Regions from separate parts of the Homo sapiens genome. Here region 2 is linked to region 1. A link is an interaction called in ENCODE POLR2A ChIA-PET data of the cell type or tissue named here. Cell type or tissue: CD4-positive, alpha-beta T cell. All regions are shown on one strand. Links, peaks and the distances in the headings refer to the core of each region. The heading gives the core; the rest is flanking DNA.

Region 1 (2,914 bases), core at 227-2,726:
TCTGCCCTGTGTGGCTTTCTGCTGTGACAGACAGCACTGAATTCCAATGCAAAGTCCAACAAACAGTTCACACTCCCTCCCCCAAGCACACAGATTCTCCCTCTGCACCACATGGCCACTGATGGGGAAGAGCGAGGGGTGGTGTCGACAACTCGAGATTGTCTTTCCCAGCCTCTTCAATGCCCCTTTCCTTGATATAATTTTAAAGCCAGGTACAGGGATTTTTGGTTATGACGGTGCTTTTTTGCATGGATGGTTGTTCTATTTGGTGTTCCTGTGAGGGGGATGATCACTGGAGGTCTCTATGTGGCCATCTTGCTCCACCACTTCTTTTTTTTTTTTTTTTTTTTGAGGCGGAGTCTCACTCTGTAGCCAGGCTGGAGTGCAGTGGCACGATCTCGGTTCACTGCAGCCTCTGCCTCCTGGCTTCAAGCAATTCTCCTGCCTCAGCCTCCCCAGTAGCTGGGACAACAGGTGTGCACCACCATGCTTTTGGTTAAAACACAATACTCCAAGCTTGTCATAATTTGTAAACCTCAGCTTTCTAAACCTCAGCCATTTCCCCAATGAACTGAAGATAACGGTGTTTAGAAATGAAGGTCTGGGCCGGGCGTGGTGGCTCACGCTTGTAATCCTAGCACTTTGGGAGGCTGAGGTGGGTAGATCACGAGGTCAGAAGATCGAGACCATCTTAGCTAACACGATGAAACCCCGTCTCTACTAAAAATACAAAAAATTAGCCGGGCATGGTGGCGGGCGCGGTGGCGGGCGCCTGTAGTCCCAGCTACTCTGGAGGCCGAGGCAGAAGAATGATGTGAACCGGGAGGCGGAGCTTGCAGTGAGCCGAGATTTCACCACTGCACTCCAACCTGGGTGACAGAGTGAGACTCCGTCTTAAAAAAAAAAAAAGAAATCAAGGTCTGCATTGTGTCTGGGTGTAGTGCTCATTGATACAGAGGCATCACTGCTTCTAGGTCTTCTTCAACAGACAGAGCTAGGAAATACATACACATATTTATGTACACATGCACTACTCATATACACAATAATTAGGTCTGCATTTTGATAGCACCAGATAGTCAGCATGCCTAACTTTGACACCTCAGCACTTCTGTTTTAAACCCTTAGCACTTTTCCAACACTCCTCCCTTCCCCAGCCTATTCTACAAAGAAGCTCCTGGGATATGGCAAGTTTGTTGAAGGTTGTGTTTTGTGCCATTTTGTTCACTGGAAGGCATTTTAGGGGGCTGGATAGGTTTGGATCACTGAAAAATAATCAGAGCAGACTTTAGAGCTTAGACGATAGTCCTGATTCCTCTCATTTAATCGTATTTTCACAGAAATAAAAATCTGCTATTTTTGTAATTGGAAGAGGCAATTTGGATTTGAGGAGTCCATCGGTAGAAACTGCCCAATTGCAGCCCCTCTATTTAGTGATTATGTGGTCTATTTTGTGCCATAAGTAGATTCCCTTTTTCAAGTGTTTTTCTTCTTAAATGCTTTGATCACCAGGTTGCCTGTCATCACAGTTGTGCCGTACCCTCCCTAGCCATAGTTTGCGGTGATCTCCCCCTACTGGAGATGGTACAGGAAGTACTAACCGCCACAGGTAGCCTAGTGAAGAAAGAACCACAACCATAAGGAGCTGGTTATCATCCTCCTTTTTTTTTTTTTTTTTTGAGATGGAGTCTCGCTCTGTCTCCCAGGCTGGAATGCAGTGGCGCAATCTCGGCTCACTGCAAGCTCCGCCTCCCGGGTTCACGCCATTCTCCTGCCTCAGCCTCCCGAGTAGCTGGGACTACAGGTGCCCGCCACCACGCCCAGCTAATTTTTTGTATTTTTAGTAGAGACGGGGTTTCACCGTGTTAGCCAGGATGGTCTTGATCTCCTGACCTCACGATCCGCCCGCCTCGGCCTCCCAAAGTGCTGAGATTACAGGCGTGAGCCACTGCGCCCCGCCCATCCTCTATTTTTGCACAGTTGAACTGAATCTTCCCAAAGTAATATTACTCACCTAGCAATCATAGACTAAATGAACTCTATACTATATAACTGTAACTCTACAAATGCATATAACTATATAACTATACACTCTATAAATGCACATGGCTAGGGAGGTCTTCTTCCAAGACAAGTTGGTCCCTGAAGGTGCTTCTCAATGACCGTCTTTTTTCTCTTGGTTTATGGCAGGACGGCGTTCTAAATGCAAAGGAATCAATGTTTTCACGTATCTCTTATGCTATATTTCTGCAAGAAGTTTATAACATAATTCTCTCGTTTCTAATACATGGACCAATCTTTCAATATATAGGATCTCTTTCCTGTGCCCCAAACTTAATAATAAGTACTATTCCTCAGTGACATTTCCTATCTATTAACCTGAGGATCATTCCCTGCTTTAATCTCTCAATAAAAGATTAAAAAGATAAAAGAAAGAAAGAAAAGGAAAGAAAACAACTTGAGCTGTGTGCATGTGTGTGCCAGTATGCCTGTGTGTGGGTGTGTATGTGGTTGCTGTGCAAATATTTGTTGCTTTTGTGTGAGTGTGAGTATATATGTGGTATGTGTGGCATGCATGTGGATTTGTGTATGTGGTTTGAGTGTGTGTGCTTTGTGTATGTGCCCATGCGTATGCATGTGAGTGTGTGTGTGTGTGTGTGTGTGTGTCTGCGCATGCACGTGCACATGATAATTAGTTCTTTGTGTGCCATTGCTGCCTCCTAGTGGCATCTATTCCTTTCCAAAGTGCTGGCAAAACAGTTGGGAAAGAAAAGAAGCCCTCATATTGAAGTTTCCTGTGTCAGGCACTGGGTACATTTTTCTACATATCTCACCTCTGTTAATTCAATCTCCCCAATCATCCCATAAGGAAAATAAATAAACTGAAGCTCAGGAAGATTATGTAACTTAGTTT
Region 2 (2,914 bases), core at 274-2,773, 79 kb before region 1:
GAATCACTTGAACCCAGGAGGCAGAGGTTGCGGTGAGCAGAGATCACATTGCTGCACTCCAGCCTGGGCAACAGAGTGAGACTCCATCTCAAAAACAAAAACAAAAACAAAACAAAAAAACCCCGGCTTTTGCAATTTTCTCTCCCCACGCTGCTTCTTCTTACTTCACACAAAGGTTTAGTGAACATTTTGGACACAGTAAGATAGGCCTCCTAGATACTGCCCTCTGGAATGCCAAATCCAGGCCTCTGATTCTTAATGGGTCCCTTCAAGGTCCCTGTTTATTGGCTGTGCTGAATCATCTCTACTTCCAAGTGGTACTTGGTGATAAACGTTCAGATGGATATCAGCAGGCTTGTGACTTTCAAATGAAACCTACAGCTGGTCCGGCTTCTCTTTGAAAGCCTCCCCGTTTTCAAAGCCTCAGGGGCCATGGATCCCTGGACAACACTAGGGCTCCAGGGATGCCTACATGCCAAGGCAGTCAGCCAAGGGTCTAGGAATGCCTGTCTTCTGTCATGGCCATGGAGGTGACCAATTGTAAGGGCTGAGCTCTTGCACTTGGCATTTCATCAGCTGAGGACCATGAGCAATACACTGTGGGGACCACATCTATGCCTTACAATGACCCTAATTGGAACGATCAACAGAGCCAGGCTGATGTAAGAAAAATAAATCATATGGTGACTTGTTTAGTGGAGGGAATAAAAAAATGTACCAGGCTGGGCATGGTGGCTCACGCCTATAATCTCAGCACTTTGGGAGGCAGAGGTAGGTGGATTGCTTCATCTCAGGAATTTGAGACCAGCCTGAGCAACACAGCGAAACCCCATTTCTACAGAAAATACAAAAATCAGCCAGGCATGCTGGCATGTGCCTGTAGTCCCAGGTACTTAGGAGGCTGAGGTGGGAGGATGGCTTGGGCCTAGGAGGTGGGGGTTGTAGTTGGTTAAGATCGTGCCAATGCACTCCAGTCTGGGCAACAGAACCAGACCCCATCTCAAAAAAAGGAAAAAAAAAAAAGGAAATAAAAAATGTACTGCTAAGCCTGTGAACTATAATAAAATAAGGGGAATAACTCAAGGAAAGGATGACAACCCAGATTTGTGTCGGGGTGCCTTGTGGAAGCCCTAACAAAATATACTAACATTGACCCCCAATGCTGATGCTGGACAGATTTTACTAGGGACACACTTTATTAACCAGTCAGCACCTGACATCAGAATAAAATTACAGAAATTGGCTTGAGGACCCCAAATGCCTATTAATCAAATGCTTGATGTGGCTTTTGGGGTATTTAGTAATAGGGACGGGGCTGGAGAGGCTGAAAGGACCCAGCGTGGCAAACAACAGAACAGACAGCATGCTCCAATGACAGCAGTTGCTGTAAGCAGCGCCCTGTAACCTCAGGGTCACCCGGGGGGATGCTTCGCCCATGGACCAAACAGGCCTAACAGCAAACCTGCAGGCAATGGTTGCTGCTTCAAGTGTGGGAAGCCAGGACATTGGAGTGAAGACTGTCCCAGTCAGGGGACCCCACCTAGACCCTGTCCTGCAAGCAGGAGGGCCATTGGAAAAGGGATTACCTTCAGCTCCAAAGGGAAAGGAGAATGCCCGATGCCATCATGGCTGTAACTAGACCAAGGTTCCTGGTGGCTCCCACAAAAGGCATGGTCATCACAACTGAGGAGCCTCAGTGATTCTTCACGTGGCTGGTAAGAATATTAATTTTTGGCCAGGCGTGGTGGCTCACGCCTGTAATCCCAGCACTTTGGGAGGCCGAGCCGGGTGGATCACGAGGTCAGGAGTTCGAGACCAGCCTGGCCAAAATGGCAAAACCCCATCTCTACTAAAAATACCAAAAATTAGCCGGGCGTGGTGGCGGGCTCCTGTAATCCCAGCTACTCGGGAGGCTGAGGCAGGAGAACCCGAGAGGTGGAGGTTGCAATGGGCCGAGATCGAGCCACTGCACTCCAGCCTGGGTGACAGAGTGAGACTCTGCCTAAAAAAAAAGAAAATTAAATTTTTTCTTTACAGGCGTGAGCCACCGCGCCCAGCCAAGAATATTAATTTCTTTTTCTTTTCTTTTTGAGACAAGTTCTCACTCTGTCACCCAAGCTGGAGAGCAGTGGCGTGATCAGGGCTCACTGCAGCCTTGACCTTCTGGGCTCAAGTAATCCTCCCACCTCAGCCTTCCGAGTAACTGGGACTATGGGCAGCCCTGATCATGCCTAGCTAGTTTTTTGTATTTTTTTTTTTTTTTTTTTTTTTGTAGAGACAGAGTTTCACCATGCTGCCCAGGCTGGTCTTGAACTCCTGGGCTCAAGCAATTCATCCGCCTCAGCTTCCCAAAGTGCTGGGATTACAGGTGTGAGCCACTGTGCCCGGCAAATATTAATTTCTTAATTGACTCAGTGGCCACTCTGTCCTGAACTGCCACTCTGGGCCCTTATTCTCCAAAAGCTGCACTGTCATGGGTGTCAATGGCACCCCCAAATCAAAACACTTTACCCCTAAGCTACAGGCTAGAAAACTATATGGTAACTCTGGTTTCTAGTTATGCTGGAATGTCCTACTCTTTTATTGAGACAGGACTTCCTAGCCAGCTTTGCAGCCACTTTACATTTATCAGGCCCTCCTTCTTGGCAATGCTTGTATTTTCTAAACCAGCCTCAGAAAAACAGGAGATCCTCCATAAAATAAAGTCTCAAGTAGACCCATAAGTATGGGACCAAGAAACCCCTTGCAAAGCAATACATGCTCAGCCTGTGATCATCTCTTTTTTTTTTTTTTTTTTTTTTTTTTTGAGATCGGAGTCTCGCTCTGTCGCCCAGGCTGGAGTGCAGTGGTGCGATCTCGGCTCACTGCAAGCTCCGCCTCCCGGGTTCAAGCCATTCTCCTGCCTCAGACTCCC

Evidence for each region. Peaks named below come from ENCODE experiments on the same cell type or tissue, not always from the same donor. Only the 100,000 strongest peaks of a DNase experiment are listed, where the experiment ranks them.
Region 2: POLR2A ChIA-PET joins it to region 1 with 5 read pairs; 2 of 35 experiments call an interaction of 5 or more read pairs at or near these places.

What each region holds. Positions count from the first base shown.
Region 1 is chr17:66,200,614-66,203,527 of GRCh38, reverse strand. No RefSeq gene overlaps it. Among named protein-coding and RNA genes, the nearest start is that of CEP112, 9.9 kb to the right of the region's middle. In CD4-positive, alpha-beta T cell, for the core only: a CTCF peak has its summit at 1,575 (motif pointing left); DNase peaks (open chromatin) are centred at 1,547 and 2,687.
Region 2 is chr17:66,279,522-66,282,435 of GRCh38, reverse strand. No RefSeq gene overlaps it. Among named protein-coding and RNA genes, the nearest start is that of PRKCA, 22 kb to the left of the region's middle. In CD4-positive, alpha-beta T cell, for the core only: no CTCF peak of the experiment used is centred there; no DNase peak of the experiment used is centred there.